3 separate regions of the Homo sapiens genome follow, and regions 2 and 3 are each linked to region 1. The links are chromatin loops, found by intact Hi-C in ENCODE. Cell type or tissue: heart right ventricle. All regions are shown on one strand. Region 1 has its middle 86 kb from the start of HS6ST1. Region 2 overlaps HS6ST1 (heparan sulfate 6-O-sulfotransferase 1). Region 3 overlaps HS6ST1 (heparan sulfate 6-O-sulfotransferase 1).

Evidence for each region. Peaks named below come from ENCODE experiments on the same cell type or tissue, not always from the same donor. Only the 100,000 strongest peaks of a DNase experiment are listed, where the experiment ranks them.
Region 2: a loop joins it to region 1, with 2.1 times the contacts of the local background. A loop is called at or near these places in 31 of 110 quality-filtered maps.
Region 3: a loop joins it to region 1, with 1.9 times the contacts of the local background. A loop is called at or near these places in 2 of 110 quality-filtered maps.

Annotation. Positions count from the first base shown.
Region 1 is chr2:128,229,118-128,237,117 of GRCh38, forward strand. No RefSeq gene overlaps it. Among named protein-coding and RNA genes, the nearest start is that of HS6ST1, 86 kb to the right of the region's middle. RefSeq lists silencers at 3,920-4,119, 4,440-4,629 and enhancers at 4,670-4,759, 7,560-8,000. In heart right ventricle, CTCF peaks have their summits at 4,581 (motif pointing left) and 4,788; DNase peaks (open chromatin) are centred at 3,778, 4,070 and 4,544; H3K4me3 peaks cover 1,184 bases; H3K27ac peaks cover 1,463 bases.
Region 2 is chr2:128,302,937-128,310,936 of GRCh38, forward strand. The region is part of intron 1 of HS6ST1 (heparan sulfate 6-O-sulfotransferase 1); the gene reads right to left. Among named protein-coding and RNA genes, the nearest start is that of HS6ST1, 12 kb to the right of the region's middle. RefSeq lists enhancers at 336-415, 6,399-6,693, 7,160-8,000 and a silencer at 6,399-6,693. In heart right ventricle, CTCF peaks have their summits at 2,441 and 3,621; DNase peaks (open chromatin) are centred at 2,325, 3,458, 6,895 and 7,935; H3K27ac peaks cover 1,551 bases.
Region 3 is chr2:128,278,895-128,286,894 of GRCh38, forward strand. The region is part of intron 1 of HS6ST1 (heparan sulfate 6-O-sulfotransferase 1); the gene reads right to left. Among named protein-coding and RNA genes, the nearest start is that of HS6ST1, 36 kb to the right of the region's middle. RefSeq lists an enhancer at 5,615-6,444. In heart right ventricle, a CTCF peak has its summit at 4,353 (motif pointing right); a DNase peak (open chromatin) is centred at 2,121; H3K27ac peaks cover 2,735 bases.

The DNA.
Region 1 (8,000 bases):
TGAGAATGTATCCCTGTCATTAAGTGACACATGACTATGTTTCCTGTACATATATTGAGCATCACATTAGACCATTTTTAAAATCAAACATGATTTTAAAAACTATAAGGACAGTTATTATATTTAACCCTATTTTTTAAACCAATTTCTTTGTTCTTTCTTTTCTTTTTCTTTTTTTTTTTTTGAGACAGGGTCTCACTCGGTCACCTAGGTTGGAGTATAGTGGTGCAATCTCGGTTCACTGTAACCTCTGCCTGTTGGGCTCAAGCAATTCTCCCACTTCAGCCTCCCGAGTAGCTGGGACTACAGGCATGTGCCACCACATCTGGCTAACTTTTGTATTTTTTGTAGAGGTAGAGTTTTGCCAAGTTCCCCAGTCTGGTCTCAAATTCCTGACCTCAAGCGATCTGCCCGCCTTGACTTCCGAAATTGCTGGGATTACAGGTGTAAGCCACTGCGCCCCACCTTTCTTTTCTTTTTGATATTCCAGGATTCCTTTTGTTGCACTTACTTTTTGTTCAGAAAATAACTTTTGTTGTTGTTGTTTTGAAATGGAGCCTCGCTCTGTCGCCCAGGCTGGAATGCAGTGGCACGGTCTCGGCTCACTGCAACCTCTGCCTCCCAGGTTCAAGCGATTCTCCTGCCTCGGCCTCCTGAGTAGCTAGGATCACAGGTGCATGCCACCACGCGTGGCTAAGTTTTTGTATTTTTAGTAGAGACAGGGTTTCACCATGTTAGCCAGGATGGTCTCGATCTCCTGACCTCGTGATCTGCCCACCTCAGCCTCCCAAAATGCTGGGATTACAGGCATGAGCCACTGTCCAATTCCCAGAGAATGGCTTTTAAGCGTTCTTTAGGAGTAGGTCAGCTGGTGACAAATTTGCTTGTGCTCCTCTGCCTGACAGACTTAATTTCTCCTCATTCCTAATGGAAATTTTTATTCGCCATGGAGTTGACATTGATAGTTTTTTTCATTCAGCACTGGAAAATGGTTTTGCCACTTCCTCCTTGCCTCCATGGTTTCAGATAAGAAATCTGCTGTTGTTTGACTTTTTTAAAAATTTTTTTGAGATGGAGTCTCGCTCTGTCGCCCAGGCTGGAGTACAATGGCACAATCTCGGCTCACTGCAACCTCTGTCTCCCAGGTTCAAGCAATTCTCCTGCCTCAGCCAACTGAGTAGCTGGGATTACAGGTGGGTGCCATCACCGTGGCCGGCTAATTTTTGTATTTTTAGTAGAGACGGGGTTTCACCCTGTTGGTCAGGCTGGTCTTAAACTCCTGACCTCGTGATCCCCCCCACACCCCTGCCTTGGCCTCCCAAAATGCTGGGATTACAGGCATGAGCCACTGTACCTGGCCGATTTTGTTTTTTTTTTAAGACGGAGTCTTGCTCTGTTGCCCATGCTGGAGTGCAGTGGTACCTCTGCCTCCTGGGTTCAATTAATTCTCCTGCCTCAGACTCCTGAGTAGCTGGGATTACAGGCAGGCGCCACCATGCCTGGCTAATTTTTTATTTTTTGTAGAGATGGGGTTTCTCTATGTTGGTCAGGCTGGTCTCGAACTCCTGACCTCAGGTAATCTGCCCGCCTCAGCCTCCCAAAGTGCTGGGACTACAGGAGTGAGCCACCATGCCCAGCGTAATTTTTTGTATTTTTAGTAGAGACGGGGTTTCACCATGTTAGCCAGAATGATCTCGATCTCGTGACTTGGCGATCTACCCGCCTCGGCCTCCCAAAGTGCTGGGATTACAGGCGTGAGCCACCGCGCTTGGCCCAGGGGAGGTGATTTTTAAAAAGGTTGAGAAACATTGGTTTAACCTAAATATTATTTACTGTTACCTGTTTTTTGAATCGTATATAACTGGAGTCCTCTGCAGCAGGCAGTTTTGAGGGTCACGCATGCCTGTGCATTCATTCCTTTTCCTTGCTGTCTACTTACCAGTTTCTTACCTGCTCCCTCCAGTGAATAGCCACTTGGATTGTTTTCAGGTTTCTGCTTTACAGACAAGGCTCCTGCACACATTCTTCTATGTGGGTCCTGGCCCACATGTGCCAGGGTCTCCCGGGTGTATACACTCAGAGGAGTGGGCTTGCAGGGCCCTAGGAAAGCAGCTTTACTGGTTGCCCACATTTACTGGGTCCTGCCAATCTGTGTTTCAAAGTCAGTGCACAGTTTACATTCCCGCCAGTTGTGTATGCAAGTTCCTTTTTCTCTAAGTCTTCCCCAACACTTTATGTTGACAAGAGATTTTAAATTTTGCTGATTTAGTGGGTGTGGAATGGCATGTCCTTGTTTTAGTTTACATTTCGTTGATAATAAATGAAGTTGGACATCTTTTCACACATTTAATGGGCCTCCTGGTTGCTCTCTAGGAAGATCTGTTCTGGGTTTTAATTCTTTGAGTTTTGCCTTTTTCCTCTTAGTTAATAAACGAAAAACAAATACATAAAAAATATATAGTCTCGATATGACTCCTTTTCAGGTATATGTATTGCCAATAATATCTTTTTTCCAGTTTGTTGCTTTTTTTTTATTCTCTTTGTGTTGTCTTTTTTTTTTTTTTGAGATGAGCCTCTCTCTGTCACCCAGGCTGGAGTGCAGTGGCGCGATCTTGGCTCACTGCAACCTCCACCTCCCGGGTTCAAGTGATTCTCCTGCCTCAGCCTCCCGAATAGCTGGGTTTACAGGCGCCAGCCACCGTACCCAGCTAATTTTTGTATTTTTAGTAGAGACGGGGTTTCACCCTGTTGGCCAGGATGATCTCGATCTCCTGACCTCGTAATCTGCCCGCCTCGGCCTCCCAAAATGCTGAGATTACAGGCGTGAGCCACCACAATCGGCCTGTGGTGTCTTTTTTTTTTGAAACAGAGTCTTGTTCTGTTGCCAGGCTGGAGTGCAGTGGCACAATCTCGGCTCACTGCCACCTCCGCCTCCCAGGTTCAAACTATTCTTCTGCCTCAGCCTCCCGAGTAGCTGGGACTACAGGCTCGCGCCACCAAACCCGGCTAATTCTTGTATTTTTAGCAGAGACCAGATTTCACCATATTGGCCAGGCTGGTCTTGAACCTCCTGACCTCGTGATCCGTCCGCCTCGGCCTCCCAAAGTGCTGGGATTACAGATGTTCGCCACGGCGCCCGGCCCTGTGGTATCTTTTTTTTTGAGATGGAGTCTCACTTTGTCACCCAGCCTGGAGTGCAGTGGCGCGATCTCGGCTCACTGCAACCTCCGCCTCCCGGGTTCAAGCTATTCTGCCTTAGCCTCCCGAGTAGCTGGGACTACAGGCGCGCACCACCATGCCCGGCTAATTCTTGTATTTTTAGTAGAGACCGGCTTTCACCATATTGGCCAGGCTGGTCTCGAACTCCTGACCTCATGATCCACCGGCCTCCGCCTCCCAAAGTGCTGGGATTACAGGTGTGTGCCACCGCACCCAGCCCTGTGGTGTCTTTTTAAACAACAGAACTTGGGGCTAGGTGTGGTGGCTCACGGTTGTAATCTCAGCACTTTGGGAGACCGGGGCAGGAGGAGTGCTCGAGCCCAGGAGTTGGAGACCAGCCTGGGCGCTCTCACAGCTCACTGCAGCCTCGACCTCCTGGGCACAAGTGATCCTCCTGCCACAGCGCCTCCCAAAGTGCTGGGATTACAGGCGTGGGCCACCGCGCCCGGCTAAAAATCAGTCTTTTCCTTTGGCTTCTGGTCTCTTCGCCTCGTTTAAGAACTCCTAGCTGCGGCCGTCCGGACTCTCCCTGGTGCTGGTGGAAGTTTCTGGGGCGCACTCTCATGTTGCTGCCTGGGGAGTCTTGCACCCCACAAGTGCGCCTCTCTCCTCCCGCGTGAGGCTGGGGGGCCGGCTTGGTTGTGCAGGGGAGAGGAGGCCCAAGGGGCTGCGCCCGGTCACCCGCGCGACCACCGCGGGCCGAGGCGGGAGCGCGGCGGCGGCTGTGGCGGAGTCACCTTGCGCTCTACCTCCCTGCTCTTCCCTTCCAGGCGAGCTTGGGGACGAGGAAGGCCGAGCCCGGCGGCGCGGCCCGAGCGCCCGCTTCCTCGCCAGCATTGGGTTCCCTGAGGGGCCGCCCTGCCCCGCGTCAGCCTCTGCAGCCTCCAACCCTCCCGGGGAGCACAGCGGGACGCTGGAAGCCCCACTGCCTTAGGAGGCCGTTCTCGGGAGGGCCGCCCCGTTTAGAAGATGGGAAAGGTGCAGAAAAAGAAGACCAATAGACGATGTCCCCACTCGCACACAGGGCCAGGTTCCCTGCCCGCCCTGCCCTTCGCTCTCCCGGCGGCGACGGCCGCGCGACCTTTCCGGGGACGGTCTCGGGAGTGCCATGGGGTCCCTGGGGCTCGGATCTCGGCGCCCGCGTCTCCGCCGGGGGCGACCCCACAGCCAGGCTCCTTCTTCGGCACAGAACCCGCCTCGGCTACCGGCCTCCAGCCCCCTTTCTAAATTCCTGCCGGCCTCGGGGTTCGGGTGACAGGGCCCGGGGACTGGGTGGCGAGGAGAGAGGACAGGTTTCCTCCGGTCGGGCGGGGTGGCGCGGCTGCGCGAGGGGTTCTGTTTGGAGGGCAGCGCGGAGCCCTCTGCTGGCCGCGGTGGGGACCGCTGGCTCCCCTGAAGTCACCAGGCCGGCGACGCTGCAGCCAGTCCTTCCTCGTCCTCCTTCCTCCCTGTGCAAAGGTGGGCTCAGTACCACGTGGAAATCACCGTGGCACAGGCACCAGGTGGGTGGGTTTGAGAAGCTGTGCAGTGTCCAACATCCTGTTACAAAGGAATTGCAGGTATTTAAGAATTAAAGAAAAACTATTCTCTTTTCTACTTACGTGTATCACTTTCTCAAACGCCAGCTGAGTAATTAGCATATACGTGCTTGTTGGGTGGCTTGGACCTAACTACTTAATAAATGCACCTGCCAGGTGTTGCCTGCGCCTAGGAGGCCCTGCAAATTTTCGAAGACACGGAGGGCTCCATGAACTGAAGTTGGGAACTGGAGGTTCCCAAATTTAAACATTAACATCTTCCTCAGGAGGGTGGCCACAGGTGCATTTTGGCAGTTCCCTTTGGTCAGGCGGGACACCAGAGGGGCCTGATGTCAGGCAGGAACTGGAAGGGGTGGATGTCTAAGCTACCTTTGCCCTGCTGAACCCTGATGGGCAGCATTTCTTTTCTGAAAGCAAAACTCAAAAGAAGAATTCAGGCGGGATGTGAACTCACCCCTGTAATCTCAGCACTTTGGGAGGCCAATGCGGGCAGATCACCTGAGGTCAGGAGTTCAAGACCAGCCTGGCCAACATGGTGAAACCCTGTCTCTACAAAAATACAAAAATTAGCCAGGCATGATGGCAGGTGCCTGTAATCCCAGCTACTTGGTAGGCTGTGGTGGGAGAATTGCTGGAACCCAGGAGGCATAAGTGGCAGTGAGCTGAGATCGCGCCATTGCCCTCCAGCCTGGGCAAATAGAGTGAGACTCCGTCTCTAAAAAAAAAAAAAAAAAAAAAAAAAGAGGAATTCAGGTGTGCATTTTGTCTATACCCACGTGGTGTTGACCAGCCTGTGAAGTGTACTTGGGCCTGAGAAAAATTGGAGAAACAACAGGACATGGATTTGCTGAAGGCTTCACACTGAGCTGTGTTGATTGTGTGGGGACTCCATGAGGCCGGTGATAGCCTGGCACAGCTGGAAGGCCCTGTGTCCACAGCACGAAAAAGCTCAGGTCTTCCCAGGGCCAGACATCAGGCCATGTGGAAAGCAGCAGGGCAGCATCTGTTGAAATTTAACATGCCTCTGTCTTCGGGCCAGCAGCCCCACTCTGGGCAACCAGACGTAGAAATAAAGCACAAGTGAGTGAGGCTGTGTACAGGGACTTTACCATGGGGCCCCAAATTGGTAACAAAGTGACTGTTTGTCACCCAGGGCTGGGTGAGTAAATTGCAGTCCCTTACAGCATGGAATATTGTGCAGCCACAAAAAGGATCCAGTGAGGCTGTGAGCAGTAGATTTCACAGGGATTTCTACAAGGCATCATTGACTGAGAAAATCATGATACAGAAAAATGTGTGAAACAAGATGCCACTGTGCAATGAATTAACTGAATACCTCTATGTATGCATATGTGTAGAGGTATATACGCATCAATATGCACACGTGTGCTTGATTATTATATGTAAGGATAAAGGAAAATACGGAGAATAGATGGAATACAAATTAGGTTATTGACAGGGTATCTGGGTGGTAAGACAGAGATGGGAGAGGAAAGGGGAGTATACAGCCAAGAAAAGAAAGAAATGAAGACTAATTAAAGTAAATTAAAGCAAAGTTCTTGCTTATCTATTTCTATAAGGTGTTACACACATACACACATATATATGCGCACATATACACACTTCAATGTGTATACAGATATGTTTATGACAGAGGGAGATTACACACAGTTCTGTGGCAAGACATAGTGGCATGAGAAAAAAACCATTATTTTTCTTTCAAAATAAATGTATGATGGCCATGGAGTCTGTGGGTCAGGCGCTGGGGAAAAGTTCAGCTGGAGTTTCCACTTGGAGTCAGATGCCATCCAAAGGCTTACCTGTGCTGGGGACCCCCGTTCCAAGGTGGAGCCTCACACAGCTGGCAGTGTGGTGTTAACTGCTGGCTTCTTCATGGGGCTACTTGATGTCTTCGTGGCAGTGCTGGGCAGCCGCAGGTGAACCGTGGTAGACAGATAGTAGCCATAGATAGGGCAATTGAATGCGTGTGGCTGTGGGCTTTAGTTTGCTGACCCCTGACGTAGCCTTGGAGCCATGGTTAAGACTTTGACTTTTTCTTTGAGAGACATGGAGAGGCGCTGGGGAGCTTGAGCAAAGAAATAACCTGGCTTGGCTCAGTTTTTTTTTTTTTTTTTTGAGACAGAGTTTCACTCTTGTTTCCTAGGCTGGAGTACAATGGCACGATCTCGGCTCGGTGCAATCTGCGCCTCCTGGGTTCAAGTGATTCTCCTGCCCTAGCCTCCTGAGTAGCCGTGCACCACCACGCCCAGCTAATTTTGTATTTTTAGTAGATACAGGGTTTCTTCATGTCGGTCAGGTTGGTCTCGAACTCCCGACCTCAGGTGATTCACTCGCCTCAGCCTCCCAAAGTGCTGGGATTACAGGCGTGAGCCACTGCACCTAGGCCTGGCTCAGTTTTAAGAGGGGCACTCTGGCTGCTGTGTGGGGGTCACACAGAGGGGCCAAGAGGGAAGCCAGAAGACCGGGGTGGGTGTGATCTTGCTGTGATCTTGGGGGACAAGGGTGGTGAAGATGGGGTGAGAAGGGGCTCCTGGATGTACTTTGAGGGTAGACTCGGGTTGGTTGATTAATTCATTTACTCAGGAAGAAACACAAATCAAAATGCTCTGTTACAGTTGGCCCCATGTGGTCATCCTGAACTCAGCTCAGATGGCCAAGAAGCTCAGGGGGTGAGTGTGAGGTGGCTGCTCGCGAGTGGGGCGGGGCAGCCGCAGCCAGGGAGATGGAGTGAGGTGGAGCAATTCTACCTAACAGGGAGGCCGGTGTCTGGGGAGAGGGCCTGGGGCCAGGCTGCCCTAGTGCTGAGGGCTGGTTTGCCAGCTGTGTGGGGTCCAAGGAGCAGGCAGCCATTCTGTCAAGGGCTGGCCATCTGTGGCCATGGAGCACAGTGGCAGGGCTGTCCAGCTTGGACAAGCCACAGTTGGCCGATCCTCGACTCTTACGCACTGCTCTGTACAAAGAAATATGTAGATACATAAATTAAAATGAAGCTGTGGGTTTTGTGATTCAAGCTGGTGATTCATGTTCTGCCACTGCTGGTCAGTGCTGTGTTTAAGTAAAAATGCAGGTCCAGCATTTTTTCCCAACTTCTTATCCTGACAATTTTCTGACATGGAGAAAAGTTGAGAAAATAGTTGAACATCCATACACCCACAACCTAGATTCAGCACCTAACTTTTGCCATAGTTGATTCATCTATATATTTTTTTAACCCAATCCCAG
Region 2 (8,000 bases), 74 kb after region 1:
TCCTTGCTCACGGCATCTTCTGCCTGCAACGCCCTCCTGTCCTCACCCCTCCCTGTGTGTTCCTCCAAAGTGCTGACCACATGTTTCTCTGGTCCCCCACAGTCTAAACCCCAGGAGCCAGGCCCACACATCCGACCTGCTGCCCATTCCCAGGAGGAAATGCCAGGCTTTTCTGGGGCCTGGGCCTGCCCCACCCCTGATGCCCAAGGGCGAGGCACACAGCCAGGACACCTCCACTCTCGACGTTCTCTGAAAGGATGCCCCAAGATGCAGACCAAACATGCAGCCAAGAGGTGCTTTGCAGCATCACAGAGGACAGTAAAGGCAGGGCCAGGAGGGCATGTGAAGTGCTCAGGGACACGGGGCCATGCAGAGGAGCTGGGAGCAGGCTGACCCTGACCCTAACAGCACAACACCCATGGGGCCACCCTGAGGGCTGAGGACAGCTCTATGTAGTGCCTCTGTGCTTGAGAACAAGTTCTAGAATCAGCATGCATTACTGTTACAGTAAGAACAAAACCGAAGAGAAGTACCTAAAACGTAGTTTCCAGATCTAGCACCCAATCATGCAAAACCCTGAGCTTAAAGTCCCACCTGCACACGCACCTGTCTGGGCCCAGATGCTCCTCCATACATGGTGGGGGGACACTGGCTGGCCAACCCCGTCAAGTGGGCACTTGCCACCTGTTGGCCAACATCCTTCTGCTTCATGACATCCAGGCTGCCTGCTAAAGGGGACATCTGGGAGGTGCCTAGAAATAAATGGCTGAGGCTCCCTTGGGAGAACGCTACTGCAGCCCAGTGTGGGTGCCCAGGTCCTCACCCAAAGGCCACTGTGGTGGCTACTTTTAGGTGTCAACTTCACTGGGTTAAAAGACACCAAGATTGCTGGTAAAGCTTTGTTTCTGGGTATGTCTGTGATTGGCATTTGAATGGGTGGATTGAGAAAAGAAGACTGACTTCTCCAGCGTGAGCAGAGATCTTCCAATCTACCGCACGCCTCAACAGAACAGGAAGGTGGAGGAAGGGTGAATCTCCTCTCTCTTCTGGAGCTGGGACACTCATCTTCTTGCCCTTGGACATCAGAACTCCAGGTTCTCGGGCCTTTGGGCTCTGGGACCTAACACCACAGCCCCCAGGTTCTCAGGCCTTTGGCCTTGGACTAAGCCTGCTCGCTGGCTTCCCTGGTTCTCCAGCTTGCAGATGGCAGATCTCGGGTCATCTTAGTCTCCCTAATTGCATAAGCCTATTCCCCCAATAAATCCTCTTTCACCTGTCTCTATATATCCTATAAGTTCTGTCCCTCTGGAGAACCCTAATATAGCTCCCCCTCCCCGACCCCTACGCTGGGGGATGCTGCCAGCCATGCTCGTCCTCTTGAAGTGTGTCCGAGCCTTTAGAAACTGGGTCTCCCTGTGTGGGTGCTCCCCAGGGACAGAGATGGTGCATGGTACAGGCCTGGTGAGAGGAGGGCCTCTAGCCCCTCAGGACCAGGACCACTGCCTGGGCACTAAGCTGTCTTTGGCTAAGGGGCAGGAGGACGAAACAAGTACCTGTCACAGACTGTAAGGCCCTGGCATCCCTCGGAGGCTGCCTTGCTAATGGACAGCTGCACAGGACTCCAGAAAGGTCCCTGGGTTGGCTGGTGACCTCTGCCCGTGGGTCCCCTCTCGGGAGAGCCCAGCACTGCAGCAATGCACACAGCCGCTGTAGTCAGATGCTGGCCAAAAACCCTCTGCCACTGGGAAGATATGGAGGCACCCATGTACCAGAGAACAGGGACAGTGACACTGTGTCCCATCAGAGTGCTCACAGCAGTGTCGCACAGCAGTGGCAGCCCTCACTGGGTCAGTGAGAGGACCCACCCTGGAGCACTCAGCATCTCATGACACTCAGGAATGGCTACCTTCCTCTCCTGCAGCTGGGCTGGGCTGCACTGGGGAGGGCGGGTGACTGAGCACCCACACACACTTGCAGGCCATCATCCCCTGGCTCTGTGGCAACCCATGGAACATGGTCCCCAGGGCCTTCCTGGTGGCCCAGGGCAGTGCCTGTGATCTGTGTGGAATGCACAGGGTCAGTGTCATGCAGGAGGCAGCTCCCTGCTATGAGGGCCTCCTAAGCTCTCCATTCTGGATTCTCCAGCCTTTGCTGGCCTGACCCATTGCCTGCCTGGGTCCCCATTTGACCCACTTGCTGAAGGATGGGGGTTTGCTCCTGTCCTGGAACAGCCACACCAATCCCAATACCTGCCTTTTACCCACTTGGCTGAAACCTGACACCCCTCTACTTTGTAAGAATGATGTTCTCTGCTGGGAACGTTGCCAGCCCAGCTTCCAGGAAAGCAGAGTAACAAACCCCTCCTTGCTGGGCCTGGCTTCCCGATGGGCCTGCTTGGACAGTTTTAAAGCATGACTTGGGAGGCCTGAACTTTTGCAGGGTTCAGGACGTGTGCCGACAAGCGGCCCTGCCTGGACTTGCGTGAGCTAAACCAACTGCTCAGACCTGCTCACCTTCCTGCCTGCCAGGAGGGAACAGAGGCAGAAGAGGAGGGGCCGAGCCCCTCCAACCGGGAGCCCTGGGGTCTGCAGTGGGCGGGAAGGAAGGAGGCTGTGGCAAGGGTTGGAGCCCGGCTGGCTGAGGCCCTTGTTCTCCAGGCAGAGCTGGAACCCACTCTCACTCTGGGGCCTACCTTCTCCCCGGCTTAGTGCCTGGGCAGAGCCTCTCCTTACGGGTGACATCACAACCCTCTCAACTCCCCCGGGAGACCATCTGCTCTGCCTGCCCTTGATCCTCTCAGGGGAGCTGAAGCATCACACCTGGTGACAGCTGCTTCCAGCAGGCCACTCATTCAGCTGGACCTTGAGGAGGGTGGGCCAGCAGTCCCTCAGGACCTGCCCAGGTTCCCTGCACCATCCTGGACTCCCTGGCGAGCCCACCTGCTCGCAGAGCAGCTGCGTTACCCTCCCAGAGGCAGGCACTGTGGCGGACATGAGCCACACGCCTGGCTCCCCCACTCTGGGGAGTGACCTGCCTGCGACTTGTCACTGGGAGGAGTTTGGGGGAAATCCTGCAGGCACAGGCCTGTGTGTGAATCCCAGCTCTGCCACCGGTGACCTTAGGTGATGAGTTATTTAGGCTCTTTGAGTCTCAGTTTACTCATCTGCAAAACAGCGCCCCTGACAGTGAGGCCTGAATGAGACTGTCACAGCCCCTCCCTGCTCCCAGACTGCACCCTCGGGACAGGAATGCCCTCCTTTGTGCCTCCGCTCCTCAGCAGGGCTAGCACGCTGGTGTCACTCCACAGGACAGTGCCTTCCCTGGCTTTCCCTCCATCAACTGTGGTCGGGCTGGAGGACGTGGCCGCGCCGCTGCGAAGATTTCTCTGCCAGGGAATGTGGACCAGGATTCCAGGGAGAACGCAGCTGCACGCTCCACAGCCTGGCTCCCTGCTCCAGGACGACACCCCCACCCCACCCTGGCCACGATGACGCAAACAGAAAACCTCAGTGCTTACAGATCCCGATCTCCCACGGTCACCAATGCTCTAGAGAGGTAAATATTTACACAGGAGCCTCTAAAGCTCATAACTCAGAGGGGAGATGCTCCCCCTGCCGCCTAGGGGCTGTAAACATTTGTTCCTGCAAGCCCTGCAGCAGAAGGCGCTTTCTAATTCTCAGGTGGATGGTGATGTGTAGGCCCTTCTGTCCCAAGCCAGTGGGGGCATGGCAGCAGGGGTACTGCAAATATGGGGCTGGGGTCACATGGGGTGGGGGCACATTCCAAGGCTGGGATGATGAGGGGGCTACCACCCCCATGCTCCTTTCTGAGGGGGTGCGAAAAGCTTTATCCATACAGCAGTGCCCCACAGGGACAGCCCTGGGTGCGCCCGCAGCAGACGGTGCCCAAGGGGCCTGGGGAGTGAGGGCAGGGCCAGGCACCAGGCTGGAGGCACAGACAGCAGTGTCGTCACTGTCATGGGGGGAGGCTGAGGCACAGGGCGTGGACATTCAGCTCTTTGGCCGGGCTTGGGGGGTGACACAGGCAGGCTTCCCTCTGGGAAACGCCCACCCAGATTTTCACTGGGAGTTGGGGTGGGGGGGTCCCTGTGACTTCAGAGCCGTGGGTTCCAGGCTCTGGTTTTAGGCGGTTTTAGTTGGGTTTCCTTCCAACTCAATCTCAAAGGGACTCCAACACATGCGGCAAAATCGCTGTGAGGGGCCCTGGCACGTGAGGAACTGTCTGCTTGTCTGGCCTTCCTGGGCTCAGGGCTGTGCAGGTGCCACCGTGGGCACTGCTGAGGATCTCCAGGGAAGGCCCTGGGGGGTGCACGCTGCAGGGAGGATGCTGGTCAGCTGCCATCTGTCCACCTGCTCACACTAACAAGCCCCCAGCTGAGCTCTCACCACCAGCAGGGTCCCATGGGGTTCAGAGGTCAGCAGGCATACCTCTTCTTGGCATGTGACTCAGCTGGAAGATGGGATGTACCTGGGCCAGCCTGGCCCTACCTGGTGCAGGCACCGGGATGCCACAGGCCCAAGTCCACACATGGAGAAATGATGAACAGGAGGAGAGAAGCGGGGAGCATGCTACCCATGGAACCTGGCACCAGGACACATAAAGAACGCTTACGAACCAATACGCGAAGCACAAACAACCCTGTAGGGGAAAACAGGCCAAAGACGTGAACAGGTCGGTGGAAGAGACCTCACTGACCGATAAACACATGGTAAGATGCTATCTCTCTGCCATGGGGAAACATGCACTAAGAGCACAGAGGTCCCATTTCCTGGCTCCTGGCCTGGCAGAAATGAGCCAAGAGTGCCCGCCCAAACAATCGGGAACCACGGGCACAGCATGGTGGTGAGGAGAACCTCCCTCTGACACACTCCTAGGGACACATAGGGACCATGAGCGAGCACCGTGGCCGCACCTGGACTGTGATGGCCAAAGTGAATTGCTCCCCGCAGCTGCATTAGAACCAAGCAGAGATCCGTCTGGACTACCTTGATGTTAAGTCCAGCAGTCAATGAATTAAACACGCATGTCAGGGACCAACAGGGATAAATCTCAAAACAAGGCTGAGTGAAGACGGCAAGTTGCAGAAGGTCAAGCAGAGTTTGATAAGGGTTCTGGAAAGTTAGTAACATCAAAACAGCACTGTGTATCATTTAAGGAATACACACATCTACAGCGAAAGCATAAACACAAGGGCAGGAAACATGTGAAACGCAGGACAGTGGTGCTGAGCGAGGCTGCAGGGAGGCAGGGGTGGGGTGGAGCACAGTGCATGGGGTCTTCACCTGCGAGCCGCACCCAGCTAAGCCTGCAGTGGGAACAGAGGTGAAACTCCACAAGGCTCCCCAGTTACACCCCTGGAGATACCATGTAGGGGGTGATAGCAGCTGGTGGGGTCTAGGGAAGGGAGGAACCACTGCATCCGAGGAACAAGGCCTGGGCCCTCAGCCAGGCGAGCCTCTGTGCAGGGCCAGCATCACGTGGCATCCACCCCTTCCTCCTCTTGACCCTGGGTTCCTCTTGGTTGGGTCTCGAGGTTCTCAGATGGCTGGGGGTGGGGTCAGGCTGCCACCCACAGGGTCTCACGACCTGGGCACCAGGACAGATGTGCACAGTCTCTACATCCTGGCTGCTGGCCAGAGAGGGCCAGAGCTTTCTGGAGATCCTGGTAGAGACAGCCTTTTGTCAAATGGGCACAGTCAGGAAGGCACTGGGTGGTCCCAAGGCCATAGCCCAAGGTGAGCAGGAGACCCCCACAGCCAAAACACAGCATGCTCCAGGTCATCACCTTGGAAGGCCAGTGATGACACTTGGTGATGTCCCAGATAACAGGACCCAACCTGCACAGACTTCAGCTGCTTTGAGGGAAGCTCCCTGCAAACCAACTAATTCATGGAGTGAGAACAAGAGCTGACTTCCTAGCTGGCTCTGGAGGTCTCTTCCCTGTCTCCAGGACAGATGGGTCAGATTCTAGCCTCTTATAGTACAGAGGCCACAGTGGAACTGTGGGTATAATTCCAACTGTCTACCTCCTGCACAGGCACTATGAGTATGCCCATTTTACAGATGGGGAACCTGAGCTGCAGAAGCCTGTGAGATGCAAAGCCAGGATTTGGCCCAGCTGGTCTGACTGCAAGCCTGGGGCCTCTCTTTTGCTCTGCTGACACCCCTGGTATGGTCCCGGGGTTTCCCAGCCCCGAGGTGGGTCTTGGCCAGCCTCACCTGCCCTCCTTGTTGCTGGGTTACCCATAGAACCTTCTGTCCTAGTTTGCTGTGGAGGGTGAAGGATAGTGTGGAGCTTACAGAGTGAACTCTCATCTCCTACCACTCCGTGAGGTGGGAAAAGAAAATGAGGTTGAATGTTCCCAACTTCTCCAGGCAGGAATGGGGCCAGAGCTAGAATGCAAACTGGGCTGGCCCCAGAGATGTCCACCTGATACAGCTTCTGAGCAGCGGCCTGGGCTGACCAGTGGAGAGCCCCTCCTAGGGAACAGCTGGGATCCTGGACAAGGACCAGGCCTGCCCCAGCAGGAGGCCCTGTCACAGGGAGATAACAGGCCCCTGCCCCTGCCCATGACCACCGGGGGCGGTCACCCACGGCCACTGACCTCTGTGGCCTTCAAAGCTTCGTAAACAATTAACTCCAGAGTTTCAATCTCTCCAGTTTGTATCTTTCCAGACAATTAGTGATTTGCTCTGATGGCCCTCCTGTTGGGCCTTTTAACGTTCTCTGTGTAAATAATCCTAGGCAGCTGTGCTGGTCACGTGTGGCCTTCAAAGGCAGGCCAGGTGCAGGCTGTCGGGAGCTGCCTCTCACTGAAGCCCTGGCCCCGCGGTCAGTCTCCCCATGGCACGCGGACAGCTGCTGACGGCTCGCTCTCCAGATGAGGAACTGGGCCTGCACTAGGCTGCAGAATGCTAAGGGGTTATGAGTGGCCATGGCTCCCATAAGACATGGACACAGTCCGTGGCTGAGGGATCATGCGGTCACCACGGTCACAGTTAATAAGTCACTGGTTCCTCTACAGAACCAAATGGCAGACTGCCACCCCCCTTTTAGAGATGGGAAGACTGAGGCTCAGACAGGTATCTATCTGGGCCCATGAGACCCACCGGCTCCAGCCACAAGGTAGGAGGGGCTGCCCAGGGCACTCCTCTCTTCCTTGGACTCCCAGCAGAGCTTTCCAGAAGCCCACCCAACACACAGCCCAGGGCCTGAGCAGGCAGCTGAATCCCTATGGATTCCCTGCCCTCCACCGCAGCCTCAGCGCCTGGTCTGCACAGAGAGGACCCAAGACCTCCCGAGGTGGCCCCGTGGAACTTGCGGCGTGTCACCCCCACAGGCATCCCCCCGCAGTGAGCTGGGCCCCAGCCCCAGCCCCAGACCACACGCTGTGTGAGTCAAGGAATCAAGGACCAACAGTGGGGTAGGTGTGAGGCCCCAAAGGTCCTGAGCCCTAGAGGGAGTTCAGGGCAGAGGCACCGCGGCAGCAGAAGGCCACAAGCTGGTGGGGACAGGTGCAAATCCTTAGCGCAGCTCCCAGCACCCACAGAGCTGGCTCAGGAGCAACTGGTGGCATGGAGGGGGAGAGCTGTCCTGGATGGTTTTTGCTCCATGGTCAAGGAAAACAGCCCCATCTTCACCACGGCTGGGGTAGGATGTGTGTGGTCTCTGGTGGCTGGACATCCTCCCTCTGCCCACCTGTGGATCCTAAATGTCCTCTAACAGCCTCCACCCTGGGTTGGGTGGTCTGGGATCAGCACTTGAACACTCCTGTGTGGGCGTGTACCTGCCATGTTTTTCCAAAACAACATCCCTTGCAAGCTGGGGACTTGGGACAATGCCCTATCAGGAAAGGGGCACTTTCAGGAAAGGAACAAAGAGATTAGGCCACAAGTCCCACAGTCAGAAAGCAACTGGCCTGCTTGCAGGGGCCCCTCTCCACTCATGCCGTCCCATCTCCACTGCCCCCCCTTGCTGT
Region 3 (8,000 bases), 50 kb after region 1:
TAAGCCCAAATGTGACCATAACATTTTCTTTATATATTTCTATATTGTCTGTAATTAAACATTACATAAACAACCTAATAGGAAATATGACCCAAGAAGAAATGATTTATAAGAAATAATGTAATGAAGATCACAAAAGCCTCCCCGCTGCATGGGACAGGGTGTAGGCTGCAAAGGGGCCATTAGACGGGGCCGGCCGCACCAGTCCTGCTTGCACTGCATTTGTCCAGGGTGAGCCCTGTTCCTCAGGCCCCTCCCCTCCCATGCCCGAAGCTGATGGGGGTGCGGGGGTGGGTTCCATGAAACAAGGGTCTAACCCACAAGTTTCTAAACTCAGACCCTGAAACAATGGCAATTTTTATACCAGTGCCAACAGAGGGGAAGCTCCCTAAATGTGGGTGAGGACGCTGTCATTTAGAGTCAGAATGACAGAACCTTTTTTTTTTTTTTTTTTTTTTAAGAAATACTGTTGCATTACTTCTGACTCAGTTACTGAAAGAAAATGAATGGTTTTCCGTGGCTCAGAGGAAGAGTCCTTGGGGGGCCGGCTTCAGCGAAACAACAAGCATGCCTGTCACATTCTAGCCCCCAAGGACAAGGACATGGCGTGGTGAGGAAAGCTCTGAGAGGGGCTCTATTCCAATGGTGTGCTTTGATCTCCCAGGGACCAGGGGTCCCACCATGAGGACAGAGGCCACACCATGAAGGTTGCATCTCAGTGATTAGTTTTAAAAACCCTACTCCAGGTCAGGCACGGTGATGCACACCTCCAGGTAGTCCCAGCTACCTGGAGGCTGAGGTGGGAGGATCACTTGAGCTCAGGATCAGGAGTTCAAGGCTGCAGTGAGCTGTGATTGTGCGACTGCACTCCAACCTGGGCAACAGAGCGAGACTTTGTCTCTCAACAGAACAAAACCTGGACTCCAAGGGCACCAGAAATTCAGAGAGGCAACCTGGGAGAACATTCCTCTGAGGACCGCGTGAGCACCCGGCCACACTCAGCGACAGCACCTGCTTCCCCAGCCTACCCTGACTGCTGGCCTTGCCCCAGACCCATGGGACACCACAGGGTACCAGGATGGCTCTCTCCGGAAAGCGACCGGGCCTCACTGAGGCCTGGATCCTCATCACAGGAAGGAAATGAGAACCTTCAGGAGGACGCCAAAGCTGGGAGCTCACGGCATAACACACCACCGTCACCCTCATCAGCATTGCCTGCTGCCAACCCCACCAGGGGCCCCCGGTGCCCATGCCTCTGACAGCACCAAGCAGTCCGGCTTCTGCCCAGTTTGTTAGAAAAAGTGGAAGTCTGATTTTGGCTCCAAGTCCCACTGTGGGGTGGAAGCCGCTGAGCGCCCCACTTGGGGCGGGTGGCTGCCTCCTCTTTCCTGTGGCAGGAAGCAGCCCTCAGGCGCAGCTCTCCAGGGCCACAAGGCCGGGCTGGCTGTCCATGGTGTCATTCCTTCTGAGAGGGGGCACCTGCAGGTCCAGGAGGGCAGGGGATTGGGAGACAGCCCAGAGGAGACGACCCGCTCCCAGGAGGCACAGGCATGTGAGCCACTGCCTGAGAGGGAATGGCTTCCCCACCGCTCTGGTGTGCCTGCACCTGACCCAGTGCCGCAGCACCAGGCCTGGCTTGGCCCAAGGGCAGGCAGCCCCTCCCCTCTGCCTGCAGAAAAACCCAGATCATCAAGTTCTGAGCTGGCGGCAGCAGGCTGGGGAGCCCCTCTACAAATGCAACACAGAAAATGCTGGGCTAAGGCTGTCCCTTCTTGGTGACGTCTGTAGAAGAGTAGTCAGATTTTTTTTTTTTCATTAACTCAATCTGCTTCCAAACATACCCAGGTCTGGAGAGGGGCCCCATGACATCAGTGGTCAGGTGCTGTGTGGGCACAGGGGGCAGTCCTCACCCATGTGCTTCCTGGGAAGGCTGTGCTGCCCACACCCCTTCCAGAGAGCCCCCTCTTGCCTCAGGACACACACAGGGCAGGCAGAGCCTGCAGCTGATGGGACCTTTGGCAGGACACCCGGATGGACAGGTGAGGCTGACCCAACCCCAGGGAGCCCCTCACCAGTGACCTGACAGCCTGGGCGTGTCCCAGCTGGAGAGATGAGGAAGCAACACCAGAGAGGCCAAGGCTACTCACCCCCTCAAGCATGGGCTGGGCTTGGAGCTGGGTCAGCTGAGATCCAGCCTCAGCCCAGCCCCTTGGCAGGAAGGGAGCAGCAGGGCTGAGGCCCATCTCCCTGCCCTGCCCCCTCTGGCAGACGGAGGCACCTGGGTCTGGACAGGACTGGCCAGCTGGTGCCTGCTGGCCTCATGACGCTGCTTCTGCTCTGCCTACCTCTAGCAAAGTGTGGCATGGGGGGTGGGGGTGCCTCCTTGGTTCACCCAGGGGAGCTGAATTCTTACGGATGGGTGGAAAGGCAGTCCAGGTGGTACAGGGCTCTGTGCTCATGTGGCCCTCAAGAGAGAGGCTTAGAAAACAGTGCAGAAAGTCCCTGAGGAGGAAGACGCCCAGGAGATGATGTGCAGCCAGGTGTGGCTGTGTGACTGTCCGGCCATCAGGATGTCCTTAGAGACAGCCTTCTTTGCCCTGTTTTCCTGCTGCTGACCGGAAAGCGGATGTGACCGCGGAGCACCAGCAGTCACCTTGGACCATGAGGCAGAAGCCCCACTTTGTAGAGCGAAGAGAAAGAGCCTGGGTTCTTGGTGTTTCCTTGGCGTTCCACCAGCCTGGTCTGCTTATGCTGGGCTCCCTTCCAAAGGGAGGGAAATAAAAAATAAACTGCTGCCCTGTTTTGGCCTCTGAACCTAATCCATCTATTCAGGGAGATACACCAGGGACCTGAATGAGATGACAGGGTGGGCTCCCGGGCGGGGCCAGGAGGGCCTGGCAGCAGCCTGGGCTCAGGAGTAACTGAATTATTAATTTACTGAACTCCTGGCGCTTTACCCAGTCACCCCATAGGCATGAATTATTCTCATTCTGCAGATGAGGAAACTGAGACCCAGAGAGGTTCAATAACTAGCCCAGGCCACATGGCTGGTCAGGGCAGCACTGGGATTGGAGCCCATGTCCACCTGGACCCAGGCTGTGACTGACTGAAGAGAACTATTCACCTGCTGAGCCACAGCCTCCAGGCTGGAAGGGCAGGCTGACCTTGCCAGTCCCCAGAGGCTAGGCAGATACAATGGCCTGGCAATGCTGCTCAGGACGCCCTGCTGACTACTGCCCAAACCATGGCCAGGGTGGTGTTTTCTGACTAGGAACAAAAATCACAGCCCGTTTCCTTAGAGCACAGTGCATCAGTGAAGAGTCAGAGTGGTCTGCATAAAGAAAAAACCACCTTTAGCCCTGCAGTGAAGACGCGGCAGTACTGGGCTGAACCACTGTAAACAGAAACTGCGGCTGTCCAGCAGCACCAGAGGGACAGAGCCGAAGCCCTGGACTCTGGCCCAACCTGGTGGTACCTCACTGTGGGTCACTGGGCGGGCCTTCCTCTGGCCTCCTGGACAGGGTCTGTCTGGTCCCTCACAGCCCTACCCAGCCCCCACCGGCCCGCGGCAGATGGTTGAAAACGCTGCGGGTGCAGAGCTGGGCTGCGGCCTGAGGAGCTGAGGGCAGCTCCGCCAGCGTCCTAATGGCACTGCCAGCCCCTGCTGGGAAGCCAGATGGGCAGAGACCCCGAGGCAGGAGGGCATGTCGGGGGCAGGCCTGTGTGTCCCTGCAAGGCAGGAAGTGGCAGGGTGGGGACAAGGCTGCTTGAGCCCCACCTCTGTGCCTCTGCAACTGCCCCAGCCCCTTCCTGCTCCCACCAACCGGTGGAGGCCTGGAATCCAGGGAAGACGCTTGTGCCTGCCAGGATCTCCTACCTGGAGGGGAGCTGGGCACTGCGGAGGAGCAGAGGGCCCAGCCTGGAAGCCTGAGCGTGCCCAGGGCGCACAGCCCAGCCCGGCATGTTGGGCTCCAGGTGCTGCAGGCCACAGCTCCTAACACAGGCGGTGCTGACCGCCCCACATCTGGGGCCTCTGGACCTCAGGGGACCAGACACCCTGGGGAGGGGCTCACGGATTCCATCCTCACTGCCAGGGGGCTGTCATCTCCACTTTGACTCACTCAGCTCCTCCTCCAAAGTCACCTCTCCAGCAAATAAAAACAGCTGTCCTATCAGATCCAAGCACCTGGCTCCAGGCCCACAGCTGTGTGTCCTGGGCAGGCCACCCCTGCGAGCCCACTTTCCTGCAGTTGAAAAAGGCCAGGACTCTCTGGCTCCCCAACACAGTGCTGGGGCAGTGTCCCCCGAGCCCAGGGTGACTGCTTAGGGGCTCTGGGGCACTGCACAGAAATCCGCTCACAGCAGGGGTCACTGCAGGCCTCTGTCACTGCAACAGCTCCCAGTCTGGACAGAAGGGGCCCTGGTAGGTTTCCAGCCCCAGAGCTCAGCAGTGCTCACATCTCTGTCTTCCCACTGGCCTAGTTCTTCCTTGGTGGCAGGGACCCCAAATGACGGGGAGCAATCCCAGTGACCCCCTGGCAGAGGACATAGTGGTTTAGGAGTTACTGTGCAGCTATGCTGTGAGATGGTCTGCTCCACTTGGAGCAGCCAGGGAGGTGTCCATGGAGGAGGTGACCCCGGGCCAGGTCTCTCAGGTGAGGTGGTGGCCTCCAGCAGTGCCACTTACACCTGGAACTCTGTGACAGCTGGAGGTTGTTGGGCCCCATGTCCTGGTCCTCGTGAGCATGTCTTCTGCAGCCTCGGCCTCCCCCTCGCTCCTCCCTCCCCCATTATAGGGATGGCAGGGGTGGGCTTTGGCCAGGCTGCTGGAGTGTGGGTCTACCCCTGTGGGTGAGGTGCCTGCTGGCAGGAAGTCCTCAGCTCCCTCCTGAGGAAGATGCAGGGAGCTCTTGGGGGCTTCCTGAGTTCTAGAGCTATCGCCACTCCTGCCGAAACATCTCTCCCACTGCAAGCCTGGGTTAAAATGCAACTGACTCCTGGGACTGTGGAGATTTGGATACAAAAATGGCAAAAATGGACCCCACAACTGTAAATCCCACATTCCAGGTCAAGAAATGGAGGCTGGGTGGCCCTTTCACCTGCCGAGGGACACAGGCCTGGACGGAGCTGGAGCAGGGGGGCTGAGTCAGACCCACGGGGCAGCCCCCCACCCTCACCCCACTTCCAGGGCCCCACAGCCACCCTCCTGCCGGCCCTGTTCCCGGGGGCTTTCCTGCAAGGATGTAGGCTTCCTGGCTGGACCCTGCTCTCAGGCTCCCACAGCCAACTCTGCAACTAGGTGCTCAGACAGGGCAGGGGCACCCAGCTTAGGCATCTCGGCTCCACCCTCCGATGGCCCGTGCCCAGGTTGCCAACACAGGCACCTGGTCCCCTCATCCACAGGCGGCCCCCCACCCTAGGGGCCTTCTCTTGCCTCCCTCCCACCTGTTGCCACCTGTCCCCAGTCACACAAGGCCCCAAGTCTCTGCCATCCCTCCCACATTACACCCATGGGCACACACCAGCCTGTGCCCCAGCTACTCATCCCTTTGTCCCAGGTGCTGTGCACACAGCAACGCCTACCATACTGTGGAGGTGACATCGTCCCTCTTTTTTTTTTTTTTTGAGACGGAGTCTTGCTTTGTCGCCCAGGCTGGAATGCAGTGGCGTGATCTTGGTCACTGCAACCTTTGCCTCCTGGGCTCAAGCAATTCTCCTGCTTCAGCCTTCCGAGGCTAAGGCTCCATGATACCCAGCTAATTTTTGTATTTTTAGTAGAGATGGGGTTTTGCCATGTTGGCCAAGCTGGTCTTGAACTCCTGACTTCAGGTGATCCACCTGCCTCAGCCTCCCAAAGTGCTGGGATTACAGGCGTGAGCCACTGTGCCCAGCCCCATCGTCCCTCTTAACGGGGCTGACTGAGCCCCTGAGAGGTTGTGACTTTCCCAGGGCCAGAGCCAGAAACGGAGAGGGACCCCACGGCTGCAGACCCCCACCCCCCACCTGGTGGTTTGGGCCTAAATGCTGAGCTCAGTTTTTCTGGACCTGCCAGTGCTCCTCCTTGGAGGCTTCCAGGATGTCATCACTGTGGCCCCACTGGCAGGCCTGGTGCCCGGGCCTCACCAGAGCACCCTGTGCTGCGACCCGACCTCTGGCCTCCAGGAAACAGGCGGCATGCCAGAGAACACACGCTGATGGAGTGCCTACTGCGTGCTCTAGGTCGCCGACCACCAGCCAAGCCCTGGGGCAGCAGTCCCCATCTAGCCTGTTTTCCAGTAAGGGAAATGAGTGTTCCACGCTCTCTGGGTTCTACCCTTCTTCTTTGTAGCCTCCCAGCCAGGGGTCTGGTGGAGGTCTGACTCCTCTGTCCTGTGCCCTTGGATGTGGTATGGAGGAGGGGAGAATAAGGCAGCCCCCAGGTTCTGGGCGCACCCCACTCCCTACGTGGGAAGGGCAGGTGGCTCCCTCTCTAGCCTGCCGTGGTGGCAGGGTCCACAGACCCCACTGGGGCCCAACAACGTGAGGCCCTGCCTTGCCCTGCACTGGGCGCCTGTGTACCCAGTCTCCCAAGGCCTTGTCCCACCTCACAGCCAAGCTGCTCACCTGGATGCCTGCCGCTACGGCCCAGCTCTGCTACCCTGAGGACTCAGCTGCACTGTGCAGGGAAGGTTCTAGGACCAGGGGAAGCCTTGGGGGATGGGCAGGGCTGTCTGCCAGCACCTGGGCCAGTGAGGCTCGAGGAAAGGCCCGTCTGTGGCACCCCTGTCTCTGCCTCCACCCTGCCAGGCTGACTCCTGCCTGGGGGTCCATACACTGTCTCCCTTCCCATGGTGGGTGTCCCTGCCTGCCAGTTACTGCTCCCAGCTGGCTCGGACAACCATCCCCATGGGCCAGGGCCTTTCTCCACTGATGGGTGGTACTGGGAGCTGAGGGCCTCCACCCCACCCTCAGGCCGGCAGTGGGACAGGTGCCGTCTGCCCCAAAATAGCTCTGTCCGGCAAGGGGGCTGAGGAATTGGATGAGACAGCCAGAGGGGACACAGGTCCCAGTGTCAGATGGATGAACAGGTGGGATTCCTGCTCTGCCAGCTGTCCTGTGTGGCCTGGGGACAGTCACCCTGGCCCCTCTGAGCCCCAGGGACTGTCTCCATAAAACTCGTAGACAGAAAGCCACTTCCCAGACTGGCGATCTGGTGTGTGGCGTATGTAGGGAGACTTAGAGCCTACAGCACCCTGCAGGGGTGAGGGCTCATCCAGCCCAGGACTGGCGTGGGGGACCCCAGCAGGTGCAGCAGATGTGAGCTGTGTGATCTCACCTTGTCACAGTCCCTGTCCCATCCAATCTGCCATTCCTATTCCTCCCTCCCAGGGGGAATCTATCGTGGCCGAGGTCTGCGGGCTGGAGCCAGGGTCCTGCTCTCACAGCATCCTGCAGGGCCAGGAACATAGACACTAAAGACCCAGGCAAGCAAGCGCCAGGGAGGGGTGGGTCAGGGGGCCTCATCAGACTGCAGGTCAGGAGCTTGGAGGACGAGGAGGAGCAGGCCTGGCAAGGGGGCTGGGGAATGAATTCCAGACAAACCTGCAGAGCAGCAGAGGACAGGCAGGAGGCCGGGCAGGGCCCCTGGGAGCTTGCACTGCACGCCCAGGCTTTGCAGGCCATCCAAATGCACGGGTTGGTCAGAAGAGGAAATGAGTTCATGGTTTCAAGGACAGGACACTGCTATTAAATGGTGGGAAAAAGGAAAACTTCTGACCTTGTGTCAAAATACTGACTTGTTAAAAAATAAAAAACAAGAGGCTTTATTAGCGTAGGTTTAGGAAATACCTCCTCAGCCCCTTCCCTAACAACGTCTGCAAGCGGGTGAAAATCTTTGCTGGCTTTACAAACAAGGTCAGCAAAGGTTTCAGAAAACAGAGCAGGCTGCTGGCCACGATACGCCTTGCCTCCTGCAAAGCTGTGCCCACCCAGATAGAGAAACCAAGGCCCCACCTGGTTGC